Linked DNA regions of Mus musculus: region 2 is linked to region 1. The links are chromatin loops, found by intact Hi-C in ENCODE. Cell type or tissue: heart. All regions are shown on one strand. Links, peaks and the distances in the headings refer to the core of each region. The heading gives the core; the rest is flanking DNA.

Region 1 (8,337 bases), core at 171-8,170:
CTCCATCAGTTTGGAAACAAAACAAAACAAAACAAAACAAAACAAAACAAAACACCAAAAACAACAAAAAACCAATAGGACAAGAAGGAGTGTTAGTTTCAGGAATCACACCAATACAAAAACCTCTGGATGCTGAAAGAAACTAAATACCTGAACTCAGTGTGGTGATTGCCAGGTTCACTCCAGGTATTCAAAGAGAATGGCAAAAATGAGATTTTTAATTACCCAAGGTGTAGGCAGGACTCTCGGGCCCCTGAGAATCTCATCTCCAGATGTACACCCTAAGTAATCTCCCCTTGAGAACAAGTGAAAACCCACAGTCCTGATAAGGTTATGGCATTAAACAATCGCCTCTAAGTTAGCTGAGAGAAAGATTATCTGATTGGCAATGATACACGTAGGGATCTTTTAAACAGAAGGAGACACAAGAGTTCCTGCTTGGCCCCGAACACAACAGCTACCAAAGCTCGAATTCTGTTAACTGCCATGAGCTTAGGATAGGCTTGAAAAATGCACAGAGTCTCAGCCCTACCAGCATCTTGATTTCAGTACTGTGATATTTTGAGCAAAAATCCCAGTATCATCCTATCTGGACATCTAATCCATAGACAATGTGAGGTAATAAATGGGTATTGCTGTGAGATGTTAGTTAATGGTAATTTTTGATGTGACACTAAAAATTTAACATGCTTGGGCCCTAAAGAGCAATTATAGATAGTTGTTGACCTTTCTATAGCCCATACTATGGGACCAACATCATTCCAAGGCTGCATTTATTACATTAATTTATTTAATTCCCATGCTCCTTATCCTTGAGTGACAGATGAGTGATCTGCAGCCTAGAACAATAATGCAATGGTTCAAAATTGCAATCAGCAAGAGACACAGGTTGCAAAACAGTGGGGTATGTCTGATGAGTCTAAGGTCAGTACCACAGGACAGCTGGAGCTGTGGGGAGTGAACTGATCTCAGAGGGTCTTACAGATGGAGCTAACAGGCTGCAGGAGTCAGTGGCTGGATGTCTGAGAGCTGAGTACCCAACTGGCAACTGGAAGAAGACAGTTGGGAGCAGGGCTAGAAGGAAGTCAACAGTATGCAGAAAAGATGGGAGACCAGTGGGGAGACAGGGCAGCCCCTTCTAAAGTGGAGACACCTTCATCCCAGTGTGGTTTCCATCTTAGATGAGGCTCTGGGCTTCTTGTGGAGGCAGGAAGTGCCACCATTCACAGGCCCTGCACCACTCTGCACATGGCCTCTTTTGGACAACTGTGCACTTGCCACAACTGATCTGATGCTGTCCCGTATCTGATGTTCCTGGGCATTCTCTTCTTTAGTCACTTTCCACGTTGTTTAAATAATTAAATTTAGTAGCTCATACCTAACTCCTGAGTTTTTATTTTCTCAACGATATATTTTTCACTACAAAATTTTGTCCTGGAATAAATAAATCAAGGGAAGGATAAAGTGGTAAGAAATACATCAAGTCCCTTTCAAAGGACCCAGATTTTTCAATGTATACTTGGACCATTCTGTTATTAAATTAATTGGCCAATTACTTTCCTTTTGTATGTTGGGATAGGGTCTTCTTCTATGACCCAATCTAGTCTTGAACTCCATATGTAGGCCACCCCAGCCTTGGTAATCCTCCTGCCTTGGCCTCCCAAGTGATGATATTACAAGCATGAGTTACCATGAGTAGCCAGGGAATGACTTTAATTACATCTTTTCTTTTAATAAAGTTACTTTGCCTTAAGATTTCAATTTTCATTTGCAAAGTAAATCATTTTGGATTCCTTTTCAATTCCTTTTTCAGCTAGTGTGTGTGTGTGTGTGTGTGTGTGTCTGTCTGTCTGTCTGTCTGTCTGTCTGTCTGTCAGTCTGTCTGTCCTCACCAGCATTTCTATTTCTCAATGTACTTGAGTTCATCAACACACCAGCCCATTTGCTTTCTTTCAGATCTCTCCCAGTCTCAGAACATGTACCTTTCCTCAAATTGGACCACCGGGCTTCTCAGAAAGCAAAACTCTGACGCCTTCTCCCTAGAAGAGAGGTTCTCGATCTGTGGGTCATGACCCCTTTGGCAAAACTCCGTCTCCCAAAACTTGTACATTACAATTCATAATAGCACAAAACAGTGAAAATAACTTTATGGTGGGGGGGGGGGTCACCACAACATGAAAAACTGTCAGGAAGGTTGACAACAGATGTACTAGGACTTGGGGGGTTGCCACTGTAGTGGGAGAGCTAGTCAGAGAGGCATGGTGAATGAGAGTTCTTAATTGGTGCATTTACATAAATGATTGTTAGAAAAGCACGGAGAGATAATTAAAGGGATCACTAGCCCTAGCATTCATTACATAAAAGTTGCTAGAGTCTGTCTGAAAACTGGGAAAGTACTTCGTCAACTTGACACTCGAAACACACCCGTGAATTCTTCTAACACTGGCTTCGACTTTCAAATTTTAATTACTCAAGTCAAGAGAGCAGGTTCCAGATCAGTGACTGCTTTAGCAAGGAGAAGACTGGTCTGGTGGGTTTCCTGAGGCATGCGTAACGTGGATGGCACATTTGTAGCCTCTGTAGCTGAGCATTTACCCCAGCTGCTCCTGCTCTAAGCAGCGGGACATATCCTTTACCATCCAAATAACCCTATGAATTGGGCACTACTGTCTCCATTTCCCAGATGAGCAGTGGAGGAGGCACAGAGCACCTATGCATCACACAGAGTCAACCAGCTAGGACCAGGGCCCAGCTAACTCAGCACAAACATGGAAATGGGGTCTCTCCAGAGGAACAAACTCTAAGCCCCTGAGTAGCAATTCTTTTTCCACCTCTCTGGTTTCTAGTTGTTTATGCCTATTCATCCATCCTGAAATCCCCTTTCCTTTCCATCTCTCCCTCTTTCCCTCCATACCTCCCTCCTCCTCTCCATTTTTCTCTTTCCTGCTTTGCCTCTCACCAGAACACAAGTATGTTTCTCCATCCTCCCTCCCTCCCTCCCTCCCTCCCTCCCTCCCTCCCTCCCTCCCTCCCTCTCTCCCTCCCTCCCTCCATCCCTCTCTCCCTTCCTTCCTTTTCCCTTCATCTGTCCTTCCCTTTCTTCCCCCTCTCTCTGTCCTGTCTCCTTCTGTCTCTCTCCCATTCTTTTTTGGCTCTGAAACTCTTGAAGACACCACTGGCTCCGAGGCAGCCATGTCCAAAATAAGGCATACCCCTGCTTTTTGAGTCCACATCTCAGAGGAGTAAACATACTCTTTACTGGAGAAGGCAACTGCAAACAAGGCAATGACTAGTACAGATGCCAGCTGGGCTCCAATGAGCATCCGAGTGACTTTTGGCTTGAAGAGAGTGCCTCTCAGGAAAGTAAGAAAGTGAGCCGGCAATCTCTACAGATCATCAGTGACCACAATAAAGGACAGGCCTCTGACCAGCACGCAGTCCCCTAGGACTGTGGCATCCTGGATCTCAAGCACAAACAAGAAGGTGTTCTCTCGATGCAAGTTCCCAGATGCACACATGCTCCCTGGAACACAGCGCACTATTCAGCACACGGCCTGCAAACATACAAGCTCTGTATGGCAGCCAGCAGGAACAACTTGGGCTGGAAGATTTAAATAACTGCAGGTCTGTTTCCAACTCCTTGCTGTAACCTAATGATGCTGGAGAAGAGCCAAGCCCCAGTCAGACACAAAGCCAGAAGGAAGAGCCACCCAGCCAAGAACTAACAGAGGCCAGCCACAGGAGCAGGCAGGAAGGACCATGTTCTTAATTACACAGGAGGCATCCCGTCCTTTCTCATCCGCCTCTCCTACACACTGAGATGTCTCCACGTTACAGTTTCAAGTAAAGGCCACATCTTAGAAGCTCAAGTTCAGAACGAAACCACATAACTGTCTCGATCCCATAGGAGAAATGAGAGACACAGTTTACTACAATGACTTTTATATGTAAGTCTCACTTACACAGAGCTAATGATTCCACCAAGACTTGGTAATCTTTGGGGTTGTTTTTTAGGGACTTGAAAAAATTCATTGTTATGAAAAAACTCTGGTAAGCAAAGATATATGCTTCCCCCAAATCGTACATGAGCCTTAATTGAATTTCAGACTCTAGAAGGAAAATCAAATAAGGCTATGCAGTGAAATTTAATTAGTGAGTGCATGCCTTATTTTTAAGTATACATTGGGGTTGTTTAGGGTGTATTATTAAGGTTTCCTATAACACCACTTCTAAGTGGCTCAAATAAAATTGCATGTGTACGTCTGTGTGCACGCATTTATTTTCACATGTAAAAGAGGAAGGTCACGAGGGCATAAAACAGGAATGGAGAGGAGGGATGGGTGGGGAGACCATGAATGTTTTTCTGTGTTTAGAGAGAGGAATAATTTAAATAGCAAATTATTAAGAATTGGTGAGTATAGATGGGGTCAGAAAACGCTTTTTGTAAAGGGTCAGATGGTAAATTTCCTTGGCCTTGTGGGTCATATGGTAGACTCTTAAGAGCTAATTCAGTACTGTTGTTGTAACTGGGAAGTCCACACGTGAAAGCACATGTCTGTCTTCCAATACATGACACTTACACAGGCAGACTCTGGGCTGGATTTGGCCTACAAGTGATATTTAGCTCACCATGTCCCAGTTGAAGAATATTCAGTTATCCACTTAATATTCTAACATGTTTTCTTGGAGTTTTTTAAAACTAGGAGATAATGTGGGGAAAGCTTTCAGGTTTATAAAAGTAGATTCAGTCAAGAAAGGTCGGGACTCTGTTGACAGAATCAACTTTGCAAAATTTGATGGAGAGAGGCTGTTACCTCTGAGTGGATGACTGAAAAGCCACGGGAGCACAACCAGGTGCTACTGACAGAATAACTCTGACAGACTGTAAAGGACATAAGAGTCTCAGTTAAGAGAGACTTCCCCAAAGAGCCCACTTTCACCAGGCTAGTATTAACACATGGCTTTGAGCCACTGTTTATATAACTACCATGCAGTCACTTCTTGGTTAGGCCTCGGAGTGCTCCCATCCCACTGATGTGTGAGCCTGTCCAGTGGCTGGAAATGTTTTCCAGGGCGCTACTGGAGACCCGGCCTTACACCTTCCTGGTAACTCTTGTTCTGAAGATTTTAGAGCTCTATCCCTTCTCTTCCCTCTCTAAGATGGCCCAGCTCAGGATAACCCCAAATCCCAAAGTGTAGTTGTCTGTTGCAGGTAATATACATTCATTTAAATATTTAAATGTAATGTGCTAAGTAGCTTTCTAGATATTTTTAATGGTGAATAAAACAAAATATTCCTTAATCTTCATGATCCCTTACATATTTAGATTTTTTTCAAAATCCATATAAAGAGGGGAAAGCTAGCAGAGAGGGTAAAGGCTCTTGCTGCCAGGCGTGATGACCTTGGCCTGACTTGATTCCAGGGACCTGTGTAGTGGAAGGGGAGATCAGACTCCTACAAGTTCTCTTATCTATACGTACAACCGATCAATCAATCAATCAAACAGAAACTTTAAAACCATATATATATATATATATATACATATATATATATATATATATATATATATATATAGAGAGAGAGAGAGAGAGAGAGAGAGAGAGAGAGGTCTTGTATCAAATTAGCCATGGTGAGGGAACATAGACTAAAGCACATGGCATGATGGCTTTGGTGTCTTCAGTTAAAACCACAGCCTCATTTGCATTCTGGCTGTATTCTTGGTTAGACTTCTCAACCTTTCTGATCTTCCCATCTCTAATCTGTAAGGTGGGCGATGCTATCAGCCTTGCAGATGTGGACATCATAATTACAGGAAACATACATTAAGCAGCAGAGCCCAACTGTCTGGCATCTTCCAGTCAGTCATTACAGTAGCCCCCCCCCCCCCTTATCTTCAGGTTTGCCCTCCAAGGTTTCAATTATTCCCGTAGGCAGCTATGGTCTAGAAGTATAAAAAAATCCAGAAGTAAATCATTCATACGTCTTGCTTTGCATGCTGTTCTAGATAATGTGATAAAGTGTTATGCCATGCCAATCCGTTCTGCCCAACATGCGAGTCATCCCTTTGTCCAGTGTCCTCTCTGCAGCCATCTTGGTTGTCAGATCAGTTGGAGAGCCACCACAAGTTTAAGTAATCCTCATCTTAATTAACGATTGCCCTTAAAGCACAAGCATAACAGCACTGACAATTTCATTATAGTTTATTACCATAATCGCTTACTATTAGTTGTTATTAACATCTTACTATTTTATATACTAAACTTACCATTGGTATACATGTGCCTAGTGACATTTGCATCACTATGAGAGGATGCCTAATAGACAAAGTAAAGGAGGAGAGATTTACTCCTGGTTTCAGAGATCTCAACACATGAGGGTAGAGAAGCCATGGGGTTCCTGATGGCAGGAGTATGAGTTGGAAGCTCTTGGCATTAGAGTGGTCCAGGAAGCAGACAATCAATGGCAGGCCCATACCTTTCAAAGTCCTGCCTCTTACTACCGACCTACACATCATAGAGGTACCCTTCAAAGGGTCCACAGCCTCATGAAACAGCACCACCATTTAAGCTCAAAGCATAAGCTTGTGGAAGACAGTTCAGATTCAACCAGGATTCCATGTGTTGGGTCAAGGGTTAGCTAGCAATGGACAGGGTTTGGTATCACCTGAGGTTTCAAGCATCCTCTGGGGGTCTTAGACTGTATTCCCTGCAGAGAAGTGAGGTCTCTGTAAAGAGAAGGCATTATTAGGACATTTTCGTCCACTCGAGTCAAGGAAAGACTGGAAAGATGGAATGAGAAACAGTTTATGGGTCTAAGAAAAGAGGCACTGTGTATAGCCTACACACGAGAGATTTAAAAAAAATTAAAGTCCTGCTGCTGTTATGTGCTCATGGTTAGTCATCAACTTGACTTATGTAGGCAGCCTCGAACTTAGGAGCAGGCTAATGTATGCAAAGGTCATATGCAAGGTGGTGGTTGCCTGTATGTAAGTCGTCGCTTATAATTATTATACAGAAATAAATTCTTGAGCCGTCTTTCCTGATTCAGTCTAGAAAAGCCTACTCAAGCCAAAATGTATGTATTGGGCTATTAATTACATGATGGAGCAAAACCATGCAGTGGGAAGACGCACACACAAATGTCCAGTGTTCATTGTTGCTGCTGACAACAGTTGGATTACAGATCCCATCGGTCTCCGTCCAAGGAAGAGGCTTGCTTTGCCCTTGGCAATGCTTCAGGATGGAGGGGCTAGCAGGGTACTCAACTTAGTCCCTGGGGCACAGTCCACAGCCTCATCCGCACCCCCTGCTGCTCTCTTCCTTGCTCAGAAGGCAAACAAGAAACTTGCTCGTCACTTCCCTGAGCTGTAGGAAGCTTCCTCTGTCTCCTTGAGCCACCATAAGGGGCAAGTGGTTTCCTGGTCATGACTCAGGCACCCAGCCATTAGTGGACCCCTTTCAGTGGGGCAGACCCACTTTCCTTAGTTTCATCTTGTACTCAAATAGAAAAAAATCAACATGGTTTGCAGTTCAGGGAAAATGCAAGTGGCACACACTGAGGCTTCCGACAAACTCATTATGGCCAGGTTTTTAAAATGCAATGCATAAAAGCACATCTCTGTGACTTTCAGTTTCTGTAAGATGGAAACTACAGAATGTAAACTGCGATTGCCTGCGGTGGATTTATCATTTGAATATAATGTCTATAAAACATGCTTGCTGTAGAACCTTAAAAAGCAATAGGATAGATCGAAAAGATTTGGAAGTATATCAGAGAAGACCAGATCTTGTTGGAAAATCAACAACCAAGATTAATGTGACTTTTCTACTCTACTTATAAAAGCCTTTTTAAAATGTCCAGGGTTTTTTTGTTGTTAGATTTCCTACCTCTGAAGCAAACTCCACTCAACAGAAACACAATTAAAAAGTTCAAAACGTAAGGAATATATTACCAAAACATCTCCAGGAACTTATCCCATAATTAATAGAACACGGGGGGTTTCCTGCATCTGCTGTGTTCTCAGTTACTACCCAGTCGGCACAGGATCCAGTCTAACTCCTGGGATTGGCTGGGGTCCAACAACAACCAACACTCGCTAGACTGTCGATGCATTTTATTTGCCAGGAACACTTAATGAGGATACCAGTCCTTCCACCGAGAGGAAAGCACAACCCGTCACACCTGGGAGATTTTAGGGAATTGAACCAGAAAGGTGGCATCTGGATGGCTTGATGAAGTAAAAGGAAGAAAAGAAAAACCTTGGATGGGAGATGAGCAAAGGCATGGTAGGGTTCAGAAGAAAGAATGGAGGTGGGGAGGGAGGAAAGTATGAGTTT
Region 2 (8,337 bases), core at 139-8,138, 52 kb after region 1:
TTCTGAAAATTCAGGGTTTCAGATTCGGCCCGCTAGTTGTATAGAAGAATGCCAGCTACTAACAAAACACACCGTCACCTTCTGAAAGATAGATTTTATGAAAGGCTGGGGGTTATGAGGAATTGCATTCCGTTTGTTCAGCAAATATCTACTGAATATCTATGTACCAGGTGCTGAAAATGCTCAGGCTGGCATTGGACCTACATGGCTCTGTTCCCGCTGTTTCTCTAGTTACTATGTATCTTATCATCAAAAGGAGAAGCTGATGAATATGCTACTCAAGGCAACCTGGAAAGCAGGTTCTCTTTGATGTTCTTCCCAAGGAAACTTCCCTTTAGCTTTTCCTAGGACTCTCAAAGAACCATCCTGGGGACATGCAAGAGGCTAGAGAGATGGATGACTGGGGACCCGAAGGAACACAGGGAAGTGTATAGCATGAAGTCACAGGGTCTGTTTCTGTCCTAATGCATGTCTTTGCATGTCTTCCTTCCCCGACTAAAAGGGAGGGCTGAAAGAGCGGTGTGGATATCCATATCCCTTCTTTAGCTGGGTAAGCTGGAAGAGTAATGGCCATCCCTAACACTCAACAAACCATCAGAGAAAGCAGGTTGCTGAGAGCGGCTCACACCCATAGGCAGACTCTCTAGGTTCCAGGCAGCAACTTCAGGTAGCCCCACTCATGCAGTGCAGAACCAACAGTCCCTTCTTCCCCCTCTGCTGAATCAGCCAGGCTGGAAGGATCCAGTGAGGACGGTTATAGCCTCTGGAGATATTTGGTTTAACTTGGCACCACGAAGGAAATAACAGTAGTTCAGGGAGAGAATAAAAATGAGGAGTTGGCAGAATAAAGGTGATAAAAATAGATTTTTCCAACTCCTCGAAGATGAATCATTTTGTCACAGTGATTCGTGAAGCTGTTTCAGTTTGGTTTTCAATCCAGCCCCATAAATTTGATGAAGAGAAATTTCCTTCCCTCGATAGCCAGTGCCATGAAGTGTTCAGCGTTCAGACAGCTTTGACGGGGTTTTATTAGAAAACCTCTCAGGGTTACCCTCCAGTCCTTTCTATGCCTGCTATAAATACAGATTGTGACTGATGGTCAAGGACCAGTCAGGGATGCAGCCCTTGAATCCAGAGCCACTGCTTTTTCCTCCCTGGCCACTTTTCTCCTCAATTCTTTTTGTTGCCAGAAAATGAGATTTTTTTTTTACAACGCATAGCAAGGCAGCTGAGACAACAGAAGAGTGAGAGAGAGGTCTCAGGTGAGAGGTACCTCCTGTATGTGTAGACACATCCCTCATGGCACCAAATGGTGCAGTATTGGGGTCTACACATTGCCCCACATTGCCTCCTTCCTTCTCCCCTGGACATTGATCATAGATACTTTCCAATAACAGATTTACTCACCCCAGCATGTCCTCACACTCTGTACTGAGCTCCTGCAGACCCACACAGGGAGGTGGGGGGGTGTGCAGCTCCCCTCCTGTGAGCCCCTCACAGCAGTCCAGATGTTCCTACATTCTCTTGCCCAGCAAGATCCTCACTACCATGGAGCCCTGCTTGGAGCAGAGCAGGCAGGCTGCAATAGCTGGAATGCTGATGTGGAGGGGAATGAAGTGTGAGAGAGCTGATTGCCACACCTATTGGGAAAGGAGGTGGGGATTCCGATCCCTCCAAGGAAGAGGAGGCAACACCCCCAGGGATCCAGAAGCCCAAATACTATCCTAAAAAGAGAACATGGTGACAGCCTGTAGCACACAGTAGGCTTGCAATATTGTCAGCCATTCTGGAACTGGACTAAAATCAGTGTGACTGGCCATTAGGCTTCAGGTTCTAACTCTGAGACAAACCAGCTGCAGTGTCCCGGGCCAGTTATCACCTTCTGAGCCTCAGTTTCCCCATTTATAAAACGATAGTGTTGTTAAACAGGTAGAGGGCCCCTAATCCTGCAACCATGAAAATAAACACAAGCTTAAGAAATAAGAAGCACTGCTATGATTTACTGGAAACATACCATCCGCCATCATCTTAGGCATTTAATGTGTGTCAGCTTGCTTGGTCCCACAATGCTGAGATGAGATTTATCAGCTTTTATTTTATAGACGAGGAAACTATCACAAGCTCTCCGTGAATCCCCGTGAACATAAAAGATCATCATATCCATTCAGTGTTTTGAATTTAAATGGTGGCATTCAATCTCTGTGCCTGGAATTGAGGTGACATCTGAGAATGGAATCCAGCCCTGTTGGATGACTAATGTGTTTACAGTCTCTGCTGGTGTAATTCTGAGATACCAGTATTTATGGTTATAGTCGCTCTCGCTACTGCAGAATCCATTTTCCACCTGTTGTTTTTTATTAAAACTCCATAAAGGCCATGAAATATTTCTTTGTACAGATTCTAAAAACAGGGTCCTGAAATATGTGAACTGAAATTCTGTGTGTGGATTTACTGTTTGGAATTTTCAGGTGCCATAAAACACAGTGTTTATGACCAATCTATCACTTATAAAAAGTTTATTAGATTGATAGGCCGGCGGACTCTGGTATCCTGCCATTTATTGACACCAATACATCCTATGGTAGGCTGGCGTTTAGCACTTATTAATAACTCCTGTGTTTCCACTCTTTCCTTGCTTTGCACCCTCCTTAATCATTATCAAATTTATTGTCATTTACCCTACTTTTTAAATAAAATAATTTAGAGAGAGTTTTTAAAAAAAAATATACAGAAGAGTTGCAAAAGGAAAAATAGGTTCAGTACAGCTAAGATCTCACATCTCAGTGCCTAGGATCACCATGGCAACTGGGGAAGAGATTCTGGCCGAGTGCTGGAAACTAGAATCTGGGTTTCAACTCTTTGATACCATCTAGGATAGCACATTACACTTTCAGCAAGTCAGGACTTACCTTGTTTCTGAAACTTGCTTTAAAAAAAAAAATGACCTTGGCAGTCGTGAAGAACACTGTCAGGAATCTTGTAGACTGTTTTTCTACTTGACTTTGCTATTTTTTCCCTCATGCTTAGCTATGTGAGGAGGACCATTAAAGTTAAGTCCTATTTTTACAACATTGTATCCCTCACCCTGCTTTTGTTTTCTTCTTCTTCTTCTTCTTCTTCTTCTTCTTCTTCTTCTTCTTCTTCTTCTTCTTCTTCTTCTTCTTCTTCTTCTTCTTCTTCTTCTTCTCTTCTTCTTCTTCTTCTTCTTCTTCTTCTTCTTCTTCTTCTTCTTCTTCTTCTTCTTCTTCTCCTCCTCCTCCTCCTCCTCCTCCTCCTCCTCCTCCTCCTCCTCCTCCTCCTCCTCCTCCTCCTCTTCTTCTTCTTCTTCTTCTTCTTCTTCTTCTTCTTCTTCTTCTTCTTCTTCTTCTTCTTCTTCTTCTTCTTCTTCTTCTTTCTTCTCCTTCTCCTTCTCTTCTCCTTCTCCTCCTCCTCCTCCTCCTCCTCCTCCTCCTCTTCCTCCTTCTTTTAACTTTATATGGGGGCTGGGGAAGACTGACTATACTTTCCAGGCTGGTCTTGAACTCCTAGCCTCAAGTGACCCTCCTGCCTCCTCTCCTTGGGTAACTAGGACTACAGGGTTGTGCTGCTATGCCTGTTAGTCATCACAGTTTTAAAAACTATATTTAAGTCGAACAAAAGACTTAAGGCAGTGGTTCTCAACCTGTGGGTTGAAACCCTCTAGGGGTCAAACAACCTTTCTACAGGGGTCACATATCAGATATCCTGCATATCAGATATTTACATTACAATCCATAACAGTAGCAAAGTTATAGTTTTATAGTTCTGAAGAAGCAACAAAAATAATGTTACGGTTTAGGGGTCACCACAGCAGGAGGAAGTGTATCAGAGTCACAGCAGTAGGAAGGCTGAGAACCACTGCTTTAAGGTAGGCAAAATTGAACTCTGGAAGAACAAGTTAAATATCAAGGCCTTTACTTGGTTATTGCATATTATACATTGTTGAGAGGGCGAAAATGAGAGAAATTAATGTTCCATTTTTAGATCAATGTAGAACCAAGCTTCTAGCAGGAAGCCACTTAATGATCAGATAGGTGTCTAACAATTCTTTTGAAACGCCGGCCAAGACAAACTTCCTATGAAAACAGTCTCAGAGGAAGACGCACTGGAAGGGCAATGCTATCCCAGCCAAGCATGGTCTACTGCTCGTGCCTTCAAGTGGTTTGGGACGTGTTTTTGTTCTTGTTAAACTGTAGAAACCCCATGAACTTGAGTGGAAAGTCATGTATAAGAATTAGTTCCACAGAAATTTCGTTATGCAAGCCATGACTATGAAAAACAGGTAAGACAAAGACCAAAACATGTGTCCCTGTTCTTGTATGTTTTCCCTCACAGATCATACTTGAAGCTTTTATTCCCAAAGGGGAAGAGCAAGGAAGTGATGTAATGTCACAGGCTGCTGAACTCTGCCCAGGGAACGATAAGGGAAAACAACTGAGCTCTTTCTTCAAAGAAAGATTTGGGTCCACCCCCACCCCAGAAACAGGAAGAAGAAAAAAACCTAAGGGAAGATTTAAAAAAAACTTACAGAACTTTTATATGTAACTCCTGTCTTTGTGGGGACACAAAAACGATCATGGAAACATGTTAGGAAAATAATCTATAGTGCACAGAAAGACTATCAGACGTCAGGTAGTGACTCCAGTCACTTAATACATATGAGTAAGAATCTAGGTGCTTGGCTGCTTATCCACTGTTATGGGTTAAATTGTATCCTCCATCAGGTCCCCCTAACCAACTCCTTGTAACTCAGAATGTGACAGTATTTGACTTTAAAGAGGTCATTACGCCATAGGAAATCCTCTGCTTGGACCCTAAGCCAAGCTGCGATGGTGTCCTCCTAAAAAGTGGAAATGCTGACACAGACAAGCATGTAAAAAAGTACAAAAGGATGGCCATTCAGAAGAAACCAGGCCTCATCCCAGCTTGGATCTTGGACACTCATGGCCCTTCAGAATTGTGGGAAAATGCATTTCTATTGCTCAAGCTACCCATCGTGTCATCGTGGTAGAAGAAACCAACACACTTGCCTTCCACTAACAGTAAAAGTCATGGGATAGCAGCCCTTAGAGCATCAGCCAGGTGGGTACTACCTAACAAGCTGTCAACCAGTTAGGTGAAGGACTTTCAAAGTCTCCATCTGGCATGCTTTCAAAGCTAAGTCCAACACTTCATGACTTCTCCAGTGGCTTCAAGTCCCTTTTGTCTCTCTCTCTCTCTCCTTTTTCTTGTGTCCCTTCAGGACTTGTCAAGCAAAGCTAAGTCCAACACTTCATGACTTCTCCAGTGGCTTCAAGTCCCTTTTGTCTCTCTCTCTCCTTTTTCTTGTGTCCCTTCAGGACTTGTCAAGCGCACCCAAGGATTAAAAACTACAATCAGAGGGAGGGATTCAAATTTTGTGGTTATAGGAAAGGAAATTAATTTGGTTTTTGTGCACACTTTAGCATGAAGATTTAATGTCAGAATTTTTCATTCACTAACAGAGTCAAACTTTTCTCATGTTCCCCCTCCAGGTTTCAATCTAACATGTCCTTTACCCTGCCAGACATCTGCACATGACTGTCTCTTAGAGACAGCCAAGTCGGTGTGTCCAAAACAGAATTGATATTTGTTCTTGGAGGCCACTTCTCATCCCCTGTTCCCATGATTCCTATTAAGAACATTAGCATGCTCCAAGTTTCTCAGGTCCCAAACATAAATGTCATCTTCCTAGCATTATTTATTGTGTTTTTACCAAGTCCAACATGTACATATTTTTAACATCTGAAATAAAGTTGCGTCTTTCCATTGCTGGTGCCTTACCATTGTGTCATAATTGAGTTGGCAGGTGGCTTTTATTAGCTAGACCCTTACGAATGCTATGTCTCATAAAATGATGGCTTACTGTGTTTGGAGACAAATTCTGTCTTCCCATGTCTGTTCCCCTTGGCCCTTCATCTAGGCTTAGGTGTGTATCAACTCTCATCGGGATTTCTCGTCTCCTAATCAACTGATGCTTGGTTTCTTCCCATAGCTGGCTTCCTACACTTGTAAGTACTTAAATCTGAACTGTCTCCCTAGAGTTCATGTGTTCAAAGCTTGGTCCCTAGCGAAGTAGTACTAAGAGGTGAAACCTGGGAGGTGATTAGATCATGAGAATACTACCTTATACTTTGATGAAGTCATCACCGAATAGGTTATTAAGAGGTGAGGCCGAGAAGAGGAGGAGACAGGTTACTATAGACATGCCATTAACGGAAATGTTTTCACCAGTCTTTTCTCTGACTGTTTGCTTCTTTGCTGCCATGAAGATAGGTGTCTCTTCTGCCACACACTCCGGCTTCTGTAACTCTGCCCCCATCAAGCCCCAAGTAATGGAGCCATCCAACCTTGGGCTGAAGTCTATGAAACTGAACCACAATAAAACCTTTTTCCCTGTAGGTTTTTTGTCTCTGATATTTATTCACAGTGATGGAAAGCTAGAGAGCCCCACATAGATGCAGAGTTATCTGTAGCACAGAAGTCCTTTGCTTTCAGTAGGTCCAACTCCACCAAGATGGGATTTCTGGTCTCAATGTGCTCCTTCTGGTTCATTCCAAAACAATGAAGTCCAAAAAAATGACTTTTCTCAGAGACCCTTAGCTCCAGATAAGTCATATGGGAACACTGGTTGCTCTCAGATAGCATCTAAGCTCTTCTGGCTTGACCTTATACACTCCCAACAAGAAGATCTTTTCTACAACTCTGATGTGTCTTGTGTTCATAGGAGCGCTGGTCACACCTCACCTTTCCAAAGCAGATCTTAATCTCAAGTCACCTTCCTTGGTCATCCTCGCATATTAGACTTCATTAGCTCTCTGTAGCTTCCTCACTGTTAGACTTGTTTCTTTGCCTCCTGGGAGGACGACCTCTAAAACTTACGGGTTATGACTTATAGCAAAAGCAGATTTGTTCTTGGAAGACAAGAGAGAACAAACCATCTCTTCTTGGTGCAATGTGAACCACCTCTCCCCCCTCCCCCATGCCAAGGAAATAGTACCAAAAAACAAAACAAGGGACTAAGTTGGATCTCATACAAGAAGCTGTGCCAGAAAACTGTAATCTTTAAAGTGCTATGACACTATGGTCATGTCTCTTGAGGTAAATATTATTTGGGGATTTTTCTACCCCACCTTAGATCATTTAGTTCCCAAATAAAAGACGCAAAACCTTTATATTTGCAATAAGCCTTAAAGCATTTGAGCTGGGCAGATATCAACCCTCTATAATATTTTGTCTATTTCTCTGTCAATATTTCCAAGATATCACTTGCCATGTTACACCTGGGCTGATCCTACTCTAACTGGCTGGCCCTTGTGGCCTGGTGCTCACAATCCACCTACTCCATGGTGCCTTCTTCGTCCTCCTCTTCTCTCCCTGTGGTCTCTTTCTCTCCCCTCTACCTGTGACTCCCCAACCAGGTATCTGAAAATCCACCTACCTCCATTCCCTCCAGTAATTGGCTGTCATCATTTTTCTTTTTAACCAATAGTTTTAAATTAAGGAGCAAGGTTTGCACAAGAGCTGGTATACTTGAGAATTCACTCATAGCATACATAGCCACAAATCAAACCTCAGTACATGTCTCCAGAAGAATAAGAATATTTACAGGTTAGTAGAAACGTTCCTCAGCTTACAAAGGGAATAAGTCCTGACAAACACATCATAAGTTGAAAATCCAATGAACACATCTACCTCACCAAACAGCACACCCGAGGACAAGGCACACAGTAGTGTGTGAGTATGATGTTTACTTATGTTGTGGCTGACTGAAAGCTGTGACTCCTGTTGCTGTCAGGATTTAGAAAGCCATACTGTGCATCTGCAGCCCAGGAAAATATCATCAAAGAATAGATCCTACTGAAAGGGCATCACTTTCACATCATAGTGATGTCAAGAAGGGGTGAGCCAAGCCAAGTGGAGAAAGAGTGTATGCACAATAATGTCAGCCTCTGTGACAGGTAGAGTCCCACAGCTCCCAAGGACCGCTCCTGGTTTTCAAGTCCTTACATACTTTCCTGGAGTGTGGGGTTGACTCAGTGTCTTGCTTTTAATTACATGTACGGCAGAAGTGACAGAGTACCACTTCAGAGATTAAGGTATAAAAGACAATAACTTCCACCTTAAGCATTTGTGTTCCCTCTCATCCTTCCTCCCCCACCTCCTTCCTCTCTGCCTCTCTCTCCCTCCCCCTCTCTCCTTCTTTCCTTCCTTCCTCCTCTCTCTCCTTCCTTCCCTCTCTTCATCCCCTCCCTCATGAAAGAGACTCTGAACTAGCAACTGCTCTAAGCCTCGATCAGG

What was found. Hi-C counts contacts between places; a loop is a spot of excess contacts. Peaks named below come from ENCODE experiments on the same cell type or tissue, not always from the same donor. Only the 100,000 strongest peaks of a DNase experiment are listed, where the experiment ranks them.
Region 2: it touches region 1 in a loop (2.5-fold over the local background); 3 of 42 quality-filtered maps call a loop at or near these places.

The regions. Positions count from the first base shown.
Region 1 is chr5:66,943,465-66,951,801 of GRCm38, reverse strand. The region is part of intron 3 of Limch1 (LIM and calponin homology domains 1); the gene reads right to left. Among named protein-coding and RNA genes, the nearest start is that of Gm33040, 52 kb to the left of the region's middle. In heart, for the core only: no CTCF peak of the experiment used is centred there; DNase peaks (open chromatin) are centred at 3,671 and 8,081.
Region 2 is chr5:66,891,694-66,900,030 of GRCm38, reverse strand. All of the region lies in intron 3 of Limch1 (LIM and calponin homology domains 1), which reads right to left. Gm52776 (a long non-coding RNA gene) reads left to right here and starts at 5,820. Exons shown (of 3, transcript XR_003955744.1): 1 at 5,820-6,047. It also overlaps the pseudogene Gm6517. In heart, for the core only: no CTCF peak of the experiment used is centred there; a DNase peak (open chromatin) is centred at 4,100; H3K27ac peaks cover 369 bases; H3K27me3 peaks cover 444 bases.